Linked DNA regions of Homo sapiens: region 1 is linked to region 2. The links are chromatin loops, found by intact Hi-C in ENCODE. Cell type or tissue: CD4-positive, alpha-beta T cell. All regions are shown on one strand.

Region 1 (8,000 bases), 110 kb before region 2:
TAACAATGCATCTCATGTGAACATATTAGTGTGGGAAGGGTGCCAAACTATTTACCAGAGATTCACCCCCATGACCCAAACCCCTCCCACAAGACCCCACCTCCAATATTAGAGATCCCATTTCAACATGAGGTTTGTAGGGGAAACGTATTCAAACTATATTACTAGGGATGATTGATTAAGCCATTGGCCATTGGTGGTCAAACTGACCTTCAGCCCTTGTCTCCTTGCTGCAGGTTAGGGTGTGGGGCTGAATGTTTCCACCCTCTAAGCATGCTTTGGTCTTTCTTGTGATGAGCCCAATTCTAAAGCTATCAGTGTTCATTAGCTGACATAAAAAAAGAAAGCACTTTGCAGCACATTGGAAATCCCAAGGATTAAGGTATCATATGCCAGGAAATAGAGGGGAAGATCAAATATATATTTCATGATATATATTTCACAATATATATTTCACACCTTTCCACCATCCCACCACCCACTTCAACACTTCTGATATGGTTTGGTGATGTCCCCAACCAAATCTCATCTCAAATTCCCATGTGTGAAAGGTACCTGGTGGGAGGTTACTGAACCATGTGGGAAGGTGTTTCTCATGCCGTTCTCATGATAGTGAATAAGTCTCATGAGATCTAATGGTTGGATAAGGGGGAGTTTCCCTACACAAGCTCTCTTTTTTGCCTGCCACCATTCACATAAGATGTGACTTGCTCCTCCTTGCCTTCTGCTGTGATTTTGAGGCCTCCCCAGCCATGTGTAACTGTAAATGCATTTAACCTCTTTATTTCGTAAATTACCCAGTCTCGGGTATCTCTTTATTGGCAGCATAAAAATGAACTAATACACCCACCATGTTAAAACTTGGATCCCTTACATGAAATGAACATACAACTCAAAAGATATGGCCACATGACTACAGTCACATTTCACCATTGATAATTAGTTCGATCCATCATATTGTAGTAATGTCTCCTAGGATGAGTTCATTCAGGTTTCAGGCTTCCTTTCAATCTTGTCAGGTTCTAAAGCAAGAGTGATGTTGGGAAACACACAACTTTACTCTTGCAGGCATCTGGTGTAAATGAGCTAAGACTCATTATCTCTTGCTCTGAAATTCTTTTGAGGTGATGGTAAATTTTCCTCAGTTTAGAATCCTGTTCTAGTTTAGATTGTAGGCAGCTATACCAATCCAGCAAGTAGCTTCTCCTCAGTCCACTCTCATTCAGATACACTCCCATTCAGATAAAGTTATCTACATAAAAATAGAAATGAATAGGGTTTTTTTTTCCACCAGAAAATACAACTGCATTTACTATTAGACCCACTTTTCCTGAATAGAGTGAAGACACAACCCACCCCCAATAGGCCCTTAGGAATTCTGAAGTAACATTTGAATATATAGTTATGGTTTCTTGTTTGGATATTATTTATGCTTTCTGCACTTGCCATTGCAGCCTTGATCCTAAGACTACTGCATCAGGCAGGGGAGAAAGAAAATTTGAAGTGATTTGGGGAATAAAGAAAAAATAATAGTTACACCAGTGTGCTTCTTCCTTGCCAAGAATTTCATGGTCATATCAGGGTCCTCCAGTTACAGTAAGTAGGTAGTCAGGCATGAACAGGGCAGAAGAGACCCCCATCTCTGTCAGGTGACCATCAGGTGATGGTCAGGCAGTTGCTAAACTGTCTCTCTATAATAAAAGTTGCTCATTACCAGTGTCAGAGCAAGGTCGGTTCCCAAAATATAAAAACATCTAAAACTTGTGATTAATAGCTTCTAAGTAAGATATCAGGAGTTGGGTCACTGTGCCCAAGCATGTGCAGTAAGAGGCAAAATAGCAGAACGTAACTGGTGTATGACCTTCTAGGAACCCTTGACTGGTAAGGAAAGAATGTACCACATTCACACAACTTCAGTAAACAAACTGAGAATGTGTCCCCTCCCAAGTGCTAGCAGGGCACTTCACATGCAGACAGCTTGCTACAAAGGAAGAATAAGGAGAGAAAGTATGCAAGACCTCAGAATTATACCAACATATATGACTGCAAGTCAGAGGTTAAACCTGGTACTTGATTCAAGATGACTTAAGAGCAAGTCATCTGGTTGGCCCTTTCCAAGCTACTTTACTCTCTTTCTTTCCTGATCGAAAACCTTTTTAATACACTTTCACTTCTGCACTAGAACTTGCCTCAGTCTATTTCCCTGCCTTATGTGCCTCAGACAAATACTTTTTTTCTGATGAGGCAAGAACTGAAGTTGCTGTAGACCCATATGGTTTCAATGCCGCACTGGATTCAGTGCTGCTAACAACCCTGTCACCCACTTATCCCCAGATCGATCTGGAAAATAGAAAACTCTAGTGAAGACACATTGTTTATTCCATGCATGTTAAGTCAGAGCACACTTAGGAAGACATGGAAGCCAGTCCTTTATGCTTTCATCTCCACCCATTTTAGACAATCAGTGTTTTAATTGCCTATTTTACAATAGTTTTAATCACACCATTACTCTGGGGAGGATACCTCTCTGCCTATTGTTGGATATTATGGGCTGTACAGAATGTTTTTTGATCTAAAGAAATGACAGTCAGCCATCCAAATCCATGCAATATCTTCTGTTCTATTTATTGTGTGGCACTCTGAGAATTAGCATCTTCCCCCATGTAATGGAAGCCCACTCCAGACTCAGTGTCTACTCCTCTATTCTCTGTCCCCTTTGAGAATACCAGTCTTGGTATTGCTTGCCAGACATGTACAGGGCTTTCTCACCAGAAACTCTGCTCCAGAGCCATCTGCAGTATATGTCTTGCTGGCTGACAAGCATAGCGGTTCTTACTGGCCTTAATGGCCTGAGACAATGTAAGAGGACTTATCTAGATTTGGCCCATATCTGCACTGCTGCAGAAACCCCATATACATCCATTTCATGGCTGCAAGTGACCACCTCAAGGGAACACATGGGGATATCTACTTATCAATTCTAGTCACATTCTGGAAGGGGGCTTTTTCTGGGTGTATCCATCTGTCTTACTTTTTGAGTATGGAAGGGGGCACTTTGTGTGGGCATCCACTTGTCTTACTTTTATGCACCCCTGAAGTTTCTATAGTAATTTCTACATGGCCATGCCCCATACTGGCATTGTTTTAATTGGCCAATTAAATTGGTCATTGTCCTTCTGCCTGACCATGTGACCAAGCAGGGCATTGGCTAGCCATTACCCATGAGTTAGTTAGTGAAAACTCAAAACAGAGTTAATTCTTTCATTATTGTGGGAAAACAGCATGCAGTTCAGCTCCCTGAGCCACCTTGTTTTCTTCTTTTTTTTTTCTAATCAAAGTAGAAGACTCCATACATGTTGCTCATTCACCTTGTAACTGTCATCCACAAACCCAGCAGCTCTTTGTTGGTCAATTGATAGCTCTTTGTCAGGCTCTGTAGAATCCAGCAGCTCCTCACTGTTCTAGAGTCAGGTGTAGGGTAAAACAGGCTCTCTGCTCATGAGTATCTCCTCCTTGCAGTCCACCAGTAGAATCATCCTTTATAACAGATTTGCACTTTTTCATGTATTTCATATCTTTTGGGTATTGCTTCCCTTATTAGAGCGTTTCCTAGGAACCAGCTCAGATGTCAAGATCAAGTGTCAAAATTACTTCATGTCCTCCATCATAGAGGTAGCTTTAGTCACTGTCCCAGAGCAAGGTCGTAGTACATGCCCCTTAAATAAACTAACTTTGTTTCTTTCTTTCTCTCTCTCTTTCCGTTTCTTTCTTTCTTCTTTCTTCTGTTTATAAAATTTTTGTTTTTCTTTATTTCTTCTAAAAATAACCTGTGCAGAAATTACAGGTTTTTTACGTAGGTATATGTGTGCCACGGTGGTTTTTCCTGCACTTATTGACCCATCCTCAAAGTTCCCTCCCCTCAGCCCCACCCCCAACAGGACCTGGTGTAAGACTGACATGAATGTTCTTCACCCTTTATTTCTGATTTTAGTAATTTGACTCTCTTTTTTTTTTCTTCATCGGTCTGGCTTTTCTTAAAGAACACATTTTTCTTTGTTTCTATGATTTTTCTGTCTTTTTGACTGCATGAGATGCTGCTCCAGTAAATCAAACTCTGTTTTAATATTTAAGTGATGCCAAAAAAGTACAATCAGAGCAGAAGTGCACAGCTTTTTGGCCCCAAAGCTCATCAGGAGATTTAAGATTTCAGCCCCACTGAAACTGAGTTTGAGAGTTATTAGACACTCTAGAATGTAGCAGTTTCTCACAATTCATCCTAGGACAGAGGATCTCTGCCTGTTAGGTAGCAATATTTTATGTTAACCATTTTTATTTTATGATGGAACTCTTTTGGGAAACATTATTTCCATTAGCATATGGGTAGCTTCAGTTAATATTTCATAGAAAGGCAGTAAATGCCCCAGCAAATAGAAATTCTCTAGTTCAGTCATTGTCATTGAAAGGTACTCATAGTTTCTTACTTCAGCCACGATAAAAGCTCCACATAAAGGGACACACACTGGAGGATTTGTCCCAACTAACACTTAAGTGTTTACTTTATATTTTGTGGGCATAGGCAATTTACTAGTTTCCATTTAGTATGTCCAATTAACATTTCCTAAGAGAACATATTTATATGTCTTCAGTTTATAGTACTAGACAGATGAATTATGCCCCAGTTAGCTATAGTACCCACTTCCTTGTTTTGTTTTGTTTTTAACATGAAGTCTCACTCTGTCACCAGGCTGGAGTGCAGTGGTGCCACCTCTGCCTCCCGGGTTCAAGCAATTCTCCTGCCTCAGCCTCCCGAGTAGCTGGGACCACTAATTTTTGTATTTTTAGTAGAGACGGAGTTTTACCTTGTTGGCAAAGTTGGTCTTGACCTCTTGACCTCATGATCCACCCCCTTCAGACTCCCAAAGTGCTGGGATTACAAGTGTGAGCCACCACAGCTGGCGATATAGTACCCATTTTCATAAGACTGTTAGGTAAAAGGGTTACAAATACCTTACATAAAGCTTGTTTACATATGTTAAGTTTTGTAATTATATTAACCTATATGTTACTATATTCTGGTCTTAGGAACTTCCCCCCAACTTTTTTTTTCTTTACTCCCGAGATCTTTTTAACTCTTCAGGTGAAAAAGATTTGGGTTCCCATCAGGAAGTTGCATCTGTATGACCTGTTAGGGATAGCAAATTTGATAAGGCTTTTTAAAAAGTCCTTTGATTCTGTGGGAGAGACACCCATGTAAAAAGAGGCTCATTTAGCCCAGAAATTTACCATGAACTTGTTAATAAGCATATTTGGTGGGAGGATATCTCAGCCATCATAAAGCCAGTCTAACATGACTTGCATATTTAGCATGTTAACTGCTTCATTTGGGGAGCTTCAATAGGTATTGAGGGATAAGAAAAAAAGAACCATTTTGGAAAAACTCAGGCTGCACCTGCACACAGATAAGCAATTTGTATAATTAGTGAAATCCTAGGGAAAAAAAAAAGGTATCTCCCTTTCAGGCATATATGTGGTGGAAATATGCACAGGGCTGAGGATGGCTTATCAAAAACAACCCACTTTATACAAGGAAAATAAGTGGCACTGTGTGCTTGCCTGGAGGCATACCCACAGCTACATAAGATAAGGGGAGTTGCACACACAGGTTTACTGATAAGAGAAGTTACTCAAACTGCTACAGACATGAGAGGAGTTTCTTATAAAAGCTTTCGAATTCAGATGTAACCCAGCAATGCACTCAGACTCCTCTCTGCTGTGGAGAGCTTTTTTTTTTTTTTTTCATATTAAACTTTCACTCCAACTTTATCTTTGTGTTTACAATTCTTAATTTTTTTGTCTTGGATAAAGAACAAAAAACCTGGAGTACTTCTTCAGACAACAAGAAACTTCCAAATTAAGGTGCATTGGCAAGAATGCAACATATTTTGATCCATTGGCTTGGAAGGAGGGAATTCATCAGAAGGGTGAGTAAGAGCCGACTTTTACCTTTAACTATTTACATTCATCTATGAGTCTTCTCATCTATTCCAATCTAGTTTCCTTTCACAGAGGACCTAAGCCAACATGTGGGATTGGAAGAAGGTCCTAGGAAAATTCAAGATTTCTGGCTGGGACTAACCCTCAGTGTTATCTGAAGGTCCTCAGTGTTATCTGAAGACTACTCCAATCCTTGACAGCCCACCAGTGTGTCAGCACAAGGACCTTCCCTCTTACATTTTCCTTCTTTTCTCCCATGGCTATTATGTCACCTATCTCTTCATTGTATACAATGTTGCAGGTGTTTTTTCAGCCTAGAGATATAATCTTGCTTGGTAGAGTAAGTTGGTGTCTTTTTTTGTAACCAGGAATGTAACTTCAAGAAACTGTGTTTTTGTGATTTCCTCGAGACAGAGGAGTTCAAGATTTCTGTCTAAGTATTCACTTAGTAAGGTCTCTTCTACCCCTCAATAATAGACATTCATGACACTATATGGTCAAATATTTCACCCCAAGTGAATATCCTCTTTTCTCTCCATTTGGATTGTTTCTTCCCTCTACATTTGGGTTGGTTTTTCCCTCCCCATTTGGGTTGGTTTTTCCCTCCATGTAAAATCCCAGCATTGCCCAATAAATTTAAACAATTCTTTATGAAACAAGTTAATTTTCTTGTGCTGGGAGGAATATTATAGGAACAGCCAATTAAACTGAAACCTCTTTTTCTAACTTCTGCCTGAAAGGATGGAGTCACAGTTTTTACCTAATATTTCAGACCCTACAGCACTACGTAGGGGAATGGGATTTATTTTTCCCCACTGGGAGCCTTGTTGGCCCTTTGTCTAAAAACTCTGGTTATCTCCCTTTTATATCCCTCTATTAGAGACTAGGCTTCATGCCCCATTTGAAAACAGCAAAGCTCCAGCTTTAACAGTAAGAGGACGGCCATTCCATTTATATGTTCTTTTAAGGCACCTGTTCTACATTCAGCTACATTGGCATTTACACCAGAAATGGGTTTTATGTTTGAAAGTGAATCAGTCTCATTCTTTGGGGTTTCAATGTTTCACTAGGGCCATAGCAAGGGAAACCAAAGATAATACTAAAACACTTCCTCCATTAAGGAGGGAAGTCCAGCAGATGCCCAGATGCAACTGTCACATAGTCTTTCCTGAGACCCATCCATCAAGGAGTGACCCAGACCCAAGTCTACGAGGTCAAAGAATAATCACCATCAGAGGACTAAAGCCACTTGGGTGAGCATGGCTTGCCCCATTGCTTAGCTCCTCTGCTACCATCATTTGAAGGTCACACTTGAAACCACTGGTGGCATATTCAACACAATGCTGGGACCCAGGAGCCAAGGAGAAATAACAGTCTGTGGGACACTCCTACTGTCTTCTTCTCCTCCCTGGGTCACACTGAAAAAAAGCAGGAGACAGAGGGATGCCTCTTTTCTTGTCTATTTTTCTAGAGAGGTGACAGTCCAACTTTAATCTGCACCCCTCTGAGTGCACTCTGAAACTTTTAGAACTACTTTGACCCGATGACTTTGAAGAAAAAGGTGACCATTTTCTTTTGCACGAGAGCATGACATTTTTTACTAAACCTTCACAAGCATTATGAGATCAACCCAGCTTTTTTAACAGTCATGGCAGGTAGTCCCATGGAGAATAATTCCGCAGAGTTAGAAAAGCAATTTCTAAAGAAACCATCTCAGAATGCCCCTTATTAATCACCACCTCAAGTTTTCTTTTCATTGCAGGAACTTACACAAATAAAGGGGGAACTAGGTAGGTTCTCTGATGACCCTAATAAACATAGAGAGGTTTTCCAAAATTTGACCCAAATGTTTCATGTTACATGGAGAGATGCTATGCTACATTTAAGCCAAAACCCTAACTGTTACAGAAAAGCAGGCAGTCTTGCAGGCAGCAGAAACATTTGGAGATAAACAGCGTAACTCCTATAGCCAGTCTAAAAATCTTGAAAGGAAAAAATCTAAGGGA
Region 2 (8,000 bases):
AGATGTGGCAGAAACCTGCTGCTCCTAGGAATTCCCTTATTTGGCACCCAGTGGTTGGGATGGTACTGCACAAACAGTCCGCTTTCGCTCACTGCCAAGCTCACATTTCCCTTCACTTATTTCAAAACCTAGATATATGACTCCTTCTGAACAGATGTGTGCCTTTTTCTTGGATACTTTATATTTGGCCTTCCACAAAAGGTGGAGGAGTTTCTCAGTGCCCTGAAGGCAATCCACCTGAGTGGGGACCATAAATAGGAGGTTATCTATGAACTGCAGTCAGAAGCATTTGTCATTAGGTGGAATGAAAGCTCCTGAGATCTGATGCTAGCACTTCTCCAAAGATTGTAGGGGAGTTCTTAAACCCTCGTGGGAGCCTTGTCCAAGTATACTGTGTTTCTCCCCAATGAAATGCAAAGATAGGTCAGCTCACTGGCACCAGCTGGAGACAAAAGAATGCATCCTTTAGGTAGAAGAAAATAAACCAGGCTGCACTAGCTGGTATTTGTCCTAACAAGGTGTATGGGTTGGGCACTACTGGATAGATTGTCTCTGTGACCTGGTTTATGGCACGCAAATCCTGCACTGGCCCATATTCCCCAGATGGCTTTCATACTGGCAACAGAGGAGTGGTCCAAACTTATCTGCATTTAACTATGATTCTATTCTTGAAAAGCCAGTCTATATGCTTTTGAACACCTTGGATGGCTTATATGAAAATCAGTTACTGACAAACTCATACCAGGGTGGCTCCTGGTTTTAACTCTACTAAGACTGGTGCCTGATTTACAGCCAATCCAGGTGGATTGTTTTCCGCCCATACTCTAGGTATTTTGGTAACTAGCCCATACTTCTCAAGAGGTCCTAGCAGTCCTTGCTTAAGTGGTACTTGTGCATATAGCCTCCATTCCTCAGCTTTTGGCAGTGTGAGGGTTAACACCATAGCTTTTGGTTGACGTAAGTTTAAATACATATTTCCTTGTGGTGCAAAGGAAATGTGTGCCTGTAGTATTTGGAGCAAGTTTTTCCCTAGCAAAGAAACTTGACAATTTGTAAGGTATAGAAACTCATGGTGGACTTCTCATCCTCCAATAATGCAACCCCTTGACCAGCAAAAAGGCCTTTTTCTGAAACTCCAGATCCCCTGAAAATAGTGGTATAATTCTTAGATAGTAGCCCTATGGGTTGGGTAACTACTCAGTGTTTAGCTCTGGTATCTACCATAAAGTCCATCCATTGGTCCCCTCTCTCCACTGTGACCATAGGCTCCTGGTGGCCCAAAGAGATGGAGAAACAGTCTGTCTCAGTCCTCCACAGTCTCTGCCAGGCTGATCAAGTTGGCATCCGGTTTCAGAACACAATGACTTACAGCTGGTAGCTCTGGCCAAGCTCCCTGGTCACAGATATTGCCCTTATCCTTCTCTGGACATTCATCCTTCCAATGTGCTTTCTTTTTGCGTAATGCACACTAATCCCTCTCCAGCCTTCTCTGGCCTTCAAATCCGGGCCACTTTGACCTCTTCATAACCATGACCATGACCACATCCTTGTCCCCTTACAATGCTAGTTTCTATTTCAACAACGGCTGCCACCAGTAGCTCGGCCTTTTTCTTAATCATCTGCTTAGCCTCCTTCCTTTCCTCCTGATCGTGGTTAACACATACTTTGGTGGATACTTCTATTAGCTGGGTGGCATTCATGCCTGCAAAACCTTCAAGATCCCAAAGCTTTTGTTTAATGTCTGCCTGTGCCTGACTAACAAATGACATATTCACCATGCACTGATTCTCTCTGTAGCCTCGGGGTCAAATGGGCTATAGAGCTGGTATGCCTCACAGAGACTCTCATAGGACTGACTTGGGCTCTCATCAGCCTTTTTAAGGACCTCTGAAATTTTTCCTATGTTCATTGCCTTTTTCCCTTCAGCTTTTATCCCATTTAAGAGTGCTTCCTGATATCTCTGCAGGCAGAGCTGCTCTTTTGCCTCATTTGGGTTCCAATTTGGGTCTGTCTCTGAGAACTGTTCCTGGGCATACCACCAGACATCATGTGTGCCATCAGGTGCATTGTTCTCTATCCACTGGAGGGCCTCTTTGGACACCCTCTGATGCTCCTTTGTATTGAACCATGTCAGAAGGAGCTGCTGGCAGTCTGGCCAGGTAGAATTGCGAGTCAGAAAAATGGACCGCAACAGGTCTATTACAGACTGGGGCTTCTCTGTATAGGATGGAGTATGCTGTTCCCCATTTAGGTGGTCTGTGATGGAGAAAGGCTGGTAGACAAAAATTCACTGCCCACCCCGGACCCGGCCTTGTTCATAATAATACGTCTGTGCTCGAGTCTCATGGAAGAGCATTTGCAAGGCTTGGGTGCAGCCTGACCAGAAGTGGCTTGCTGTTTAATCCTGCCTTTCCTCTTTGGTTTTTATGGGCAGGGGCTCAGGATCCCCTCCATGGGGTTATGCTGCTTGAGACTCACTTTTCTCTGAGCCTGATTCCTCGAGGGCCATTTGCTTTCTGCCTTGTCTTAGCCCTGACAAGGATGGGTGTATTGGAGCATAAGAAGGAGGAAACTTTCTTTCCTTGGAAAGCGTTTGGAAGACTGTTTTTTCCTGACTACTCTGTTGCTTTTTCTTCTCCTCTGAGGCTCCTATTGAGATAGACTTCTCAACTTCCTTAGGTATAGCTCAGGCTACCAGAGACTTACAATAACTTGTCAAATAAGGTTGTATCCATTTGGGATGTGTTAGAACCATGTTCAACCAGGAATCAATATATGGGAACTGATCTAGATTCCCAGGCTGTTCTCCAACCCCTGTCACTTCCTTAAACACATGGCCAATTTCTTCCCTATCTATTGTGTCTTTGGCAGGCCACACAACATTAAAAGAAGGCCAGTCTAATTCACAGAGAGTTCTCAACCTTTGGGGGGTCAGTTTTACCCCATAATCTCCTCCAAAGCGTTTCCCAGAATTATTTAACATGCACTCCAATGGAGAAGCTTTTGATGATTTTCCTCCCATTCCTCCTTTTATGACACACACTCACTCTACCTTTTGTTACAGACTGATCAGACTGGTTCCTATTACGGGAATTTCATGCACTGCTTAGCTAGGACAGTATCGTATTCCCACTGCAGCTGCTGCAGCTGTAGGGCAGCTCCTGTCAGCCTTATACAGATCGCTCTAGATCTGGTCAGCCACACACTGGCTCCAGAGCCCACAGTCCACATTAAGAGATCTGTGCCTTCACCTGTCATGCCCCATGTTGGCCCTTCCCAGAACTGTCTCTTTAATGTGCTTTCACATGCCTCTTCACTCCCAGTTCACGTTTTTTAATTAGGGTGGCAACTCATTCTTGCTACGTCTAGTTTCAGTTTTTATTTTCCTAAACTGACTTAGTGAGCCTCTTTCATGTGCTGTGACAGTTAGGTTGTAAGTTTCATCCAAACTGGCAGGTCACTCCCACTTTCCTCAGCCCCTCTGTGTTAGACGAGTAGTCACACCCTGGGAAGTGATTAGGCCCCCGTTTCATCCTTATGGGATGGGTCTTGACTTGGGGCTTCAGGCCTTACCACGTTTTTGAAGAATGCACGCAGCTCCTGGAATTGTCCTGTAGCCCCTTTGCCAGTTCCATTGTGCTGTTAGGGAAGGGCACCGGGATGCAGGAGAGCTGGTCTCCTCTCCAGTCTGAAGTTCTCCTGTCAGTGCCTAGGATTTCAGGTATCCCCTGCTCTTGGGCTCCAGTCCTATGGGCAAAGGAGACAGAACATTTGCCATCTCCAATCCTGGATGAGCCCCTAGAAAATGTTACAGGAAATCAGAGACTGGAGAGACTGATGGGGTCAAAGGACGATTTATTATTTAAGGTATACACTGGCTCAGTGGACTAGTGTCCAGAAAGTCTGAGCACCAAACAAACAAGGCAAGTATCTTTTATGCAGTTTTTGTTTTTTGACGCAGAGTCTCACTCTGTCACCCTGGCTGGGGTGCAGTGGTGTGATCTCAGCTCACTGCAAGTTCCACCTCCCGGGTTCACACCATTCTCCTGCCTCAGCCTCCTGAGTGGCTGGGACTACAGGTGCCTGCCACCATGCCTGGCTAAGTTTTTGTATTTTTAGTAGAGACGGGGTTTCACCTTGTTAGCCAGGATGGTCTTGATCTCCTGACCTCGTGATCTGCCTGCCTCGGCCTCTCAAAGTGCTGGGATTATAGGCATGAGCCACTGCTCCCGGCCTTTTATGCATCTTAAGGCAGGCAGTACATGAGGCAGGAAGCAGGCTTACAGAAGCGAGAACAAAAGCAGTTAATCATCTGTGACACGTCTTACATCTTTGATAAAACATGTTTTACAGCTAGTGGTTATCTATCTTGTGACCTTTCAGCTGTTCAGCAGTAAAACAGAAACTTAGAGAACTTACAAAATATGCAGAGGGTAGATATGGTTAATATTTCACAGAGAAGTAGTTAGTATTCTTTCTTAACTCGTACTTTGGAAGGGGGCTATTTGAGGCCTATTCCATCCTAACTCTAACAACAATTTTTAAGCAAGCTTTAATTTTCTTTTAATTTTCTACTTCACATTCCTTTTCTTTTCTCTAACCTTGTCTTCATGTTTTATTTCAGTAAGCTCTTCTTCAACCTCTAATATCCTTTCTTCCACCTGATTAATCTGGATATTGATACTTGTGTATGCTTCACAAAGGTTTTAGCACTGTTTTTCAGCTCCTTCAGGTCATTTATATTCTTCTCTAAACTGGGTATTCTAGTTAGCAATTTCTGTCACCTTTTATAAAGGTTCTTAGCTTTCTTGCATTGGGTTAGCACATGTTCCTTTAATTCAGAGGAGTTTTTTATTACCCACCTTCTGAAGTCTACTTCTATCAACTCATGAAACTCATTCCCCATCCAGTTTTCTGCCCTTGCTGGAGAGGAATTTCAATCATTTGGAGAAGATGAGGTATTCTGGTTCCTTAAATTTTCAGCATGTTTTTTGTTTTTTTTTTCTTATCTTCATGGATTTATCTGCCTTTGCTCTTTGAGGCTGATGATCTTTGGACAGGTTTTTTTAGTGGGGGTCCTTTTGTTGATGGTGATATTGTTTCTTTCTGTTTGTTTTTTTCTAACGGTCAGGTCCCTCTTCTGCAGGTCTGCTGCAGTTTGCGGGAGGTCCACTCCAGACCCTGTTTGCCTGGGTGTCACCAGTGGAGGCTGCAGAACAGAAAGGATTGCCACCTGCTCCTTCCTCTGGAAGCTTCATCCCAGAGGGACACTGGCCTGATGCCAGCCACAGCTCTCCTGTACAAGGTGTCTGTCTACTCCTGTTTGGTGGTATCTCCCAGTTAGGAGTCATGGGTGTCAGGGACCTACTTGAGCAGGTAGTCTGTCCCTTAGCAGAGCTGGAGCACTGTGCTGGGAGAATCCTTCTTGACAGATGCTGCTCTCTTCAGAGATGGCAGGCAAGAATATTTAAGTATGCTGTTGCTGGGCACATAGCCAGCCCTTTCCCCATGTGCTCTTTTTCCACGGAGATGGGAGTTTGTCTATAATCCCTTGAATGGGGCTACTGCCTTTCTTTCAGAGATGCCCTCCCTAGTGAGGAGGAATCTAGAGAGTCAGTCTGGCCACAGCCGCTTTGACATGCTTTGGTGAATTCTGCCCAGTATGAACTTCCTAGCCTCCTTAGCACTGTCAGGGGAAAACTGTCTACTCCATCCTCAGTAATGGTGGATGCCTCTTCCCCAACCAAGCCTGATCATCCCAGGTTGACTTCATGCTGCTCTGTTGGCAGCAAGAATTTCAAGCCAGTGGTTCTTAGGGTGCTGACTCCATGGGAGTGGGACCCACTGAGCAAGACCACTTGGCTCTCTGGCTTTAGCCCTCTTTCCAGGGGAGTAAATGGTTCTCTCACTGGGGTTCCAGGTTCCACTGGGAAAAACAAACAGACAGACAAACAAACAGCAACAACAAAAACAAAAAAGCTGAAGCTAGCTTGGTGTCTACAGCCACCCAGTTTTATGCTTGAAACCGAGGGCCCTGGTGGTGTAAGCACACAAGGGAATTTTCTGCTCTCTAGATTGAAGATCCCATGGGAAAACTGTAGTATCTGGGCCAGGTAGCACAGTGTTTCATGGCTTCCTTGGTAGGGCAGAGATTGGTTCCTGGCTTCTTGTACTTCTCTGGTGAGATAATGCCCTCTCTTGCTTTCTGCTCACTGTCCATAGGCTTCGCCCACTGCCTAAACATTCCCAATGAGATTAACTGGGTACCTCCTTTGTAAATGTAGAGATTATCCATTCACTTTCTGCATTGGTCTCAATGGAAGCAGCAAACTGGAGCTGTTCCTATGTGGCCATCTTGTCAGATCTCCCTGTAATTCTTGTCTTATTAAATTGTCTTAACAGAATTATCCACTGACAATGTCAATGTATCAGAAATATATGAGTTTATTTATTTGTTAATTTTTCATTCAACTACATATTTCTTTGTGTACACACTTTGAGTAGTTCTTCATTTAAATAATTGTAGTTATTTAGTAATACTTAGTAATATTAGCAGTAAAGAAATATGAACAAGAGTTTCTTTTCTTCTCAACAATTTTGGCTAACCAGACATCAATATAAATTTTATAAGATAATTTTTTAGTTCTGCAATGGAGAAACAAATTAGAGATTGACAGATTTATATAAAATTTAAAATAAAAATTTTCAATTCTGCACAGAAAAGTACAGCAATATGCTAGAAAAATATTAAGTTTGCAAATAAATTTGAAAAAAGATTTGCACTTTAAACATGTTAAATCTTAGAATTTGGGATCCAAATACATTGTTCTACATTTAGTTCTTTTTTATACTTCATATAATATTTTGTACTTTTAGTATACAATTATCACAACATGTATACATTTTTAATATTGATTTTATTATTTTTGTGTTATTCTAAATAAAATTATCTCTATAGTTTTGTTTCCATATTGTAGATTACTAGAGTTTAGAAACATTTCATTTAGGTGTTGATTTTTAATACTTGTATCTATGCATTAAAATATGCAAAATTTATATGAACGTAATTTATATTACTTTTTACATTTTTTTCTAATGACTTAGGCTAGAAGTTCCAAGGCAAAGTTAAGTGAAAGTAAAAAAAACAACGCATCCTCATTCCACATCTTATTTAAAAGTAAGCTTCCACTTAGCACTACTGAAGAAAAGAATACCTGTGAATTATAGTGCTCTCTATGAGAGAGGAAATTTTCCTTTCATTTCTAGTTTATTTACTTTTAATAATAAATGTTATATTTTTTGAAAATGTTTGTTGTATAAGCTATGATTATACTGTTCCTTATTATATTCTTATTCTGCATTGCATTTATTGGTTTTATAACTAATTTGTTATAAATTATTTAGGTACGTGACTCTTTTGGAAGGTATGTAAGCCTTGAGGTGTTGATGGATTTTAATTGTTAAGCATCCAATGTGATTCTTTATTGACAAAATGTATCTGGGTATGCATTTATTAACTCTGCATTTTATATGTTATTTATTTATTTAATTTTTGCTAAGTTCAGAGAATAGAGTATACATGCAGGTGTGTTACATGGGTATGTTGTGTACTATTGAGTTTTGGCCTTTAGTGTGCCCATCACTCAATTACTAAATGTTGTTTTGAATACTTTTTAACTCCCACTTTCCTTCTGTACTCTCCTTTTTTGATGTCTCTAGTGTTTATTATATCCCTCTATATGGCCATGTGTACTCATCGTTCACCTTCCACTTACATGTAAAAACATATGGTAAGTGATTTTCTGATTTTGAGTTATTTTACTAAAGATAATTGTTTTTAGCTCTGTGGATGTGATTGCAAAAACTGTAACATTATTGTAAATATTTATGGTTATGCAGTATTAAATCATGTATAGACACCACATTTTCATATTTTCAATTCAATCATACTTTGATGGAAACTTGGGTTAATTCCATGACCTTACTATATATATATATAT

Evidence for each region. Hi-C counts contacts between places; a loop is a spot of excess contacts. Peaks named below come from ENCODE experiments on the same cell type or tissue, not always from the same donor. Only the 100,000 strongest peaks of a DNase experiment are listed, where the experiment ranks them.
Region 1: it touches region 2 in a loop (5-fold over the local background); 2 of 110 quality-filtered maps call a loop at or near these places.

Annotation. Positions count from the first base shown.
Region 1 is chrY:21,132,888-21,140,887 of GRCh38, forward strand. It overlaps LOC105377225 (a long non-coding RNA gene), which reads left to right and starts at 5,746. Exons shown (of 7, transcript XR_007068465.1): 1 at 5,746-5,981. In CD4-positive, alpha-beta T cell, no CTCF peak of the experiment used is centred here; no DNase peak of the experiment used is centred here; H3K4me3 peaks cover 3,031 bases.
Region 2 is chrY:21,245,404-21,253,403 of GRCh38, forward strand. It overlaps LOC107987346 (a long non-coding RNA gene), which reads left to right. Exons shown (of 4, transcript XR_007068467.1): 3 at 5,147-5,305; 4 at 7,720-7,971. LOC107987347 (a long non-coding RNA gene) reads right to left here. Exons shown (of 3, transcript XR_001756079.2): 3 at 2,662-3,747. Among named protein-coding and RNA genes, the nearest start is that of PRORY, 200 kb to the right of the region's middle. In CD4-positive, alpha-beta T cell, no CTCF peak of the experiment used is centred here; a DNase peak (open chromatin) is centred at 4,308; H3K4me3 peaks cover 2,139 bases; H3K27ac peaks cover 3,426 bases.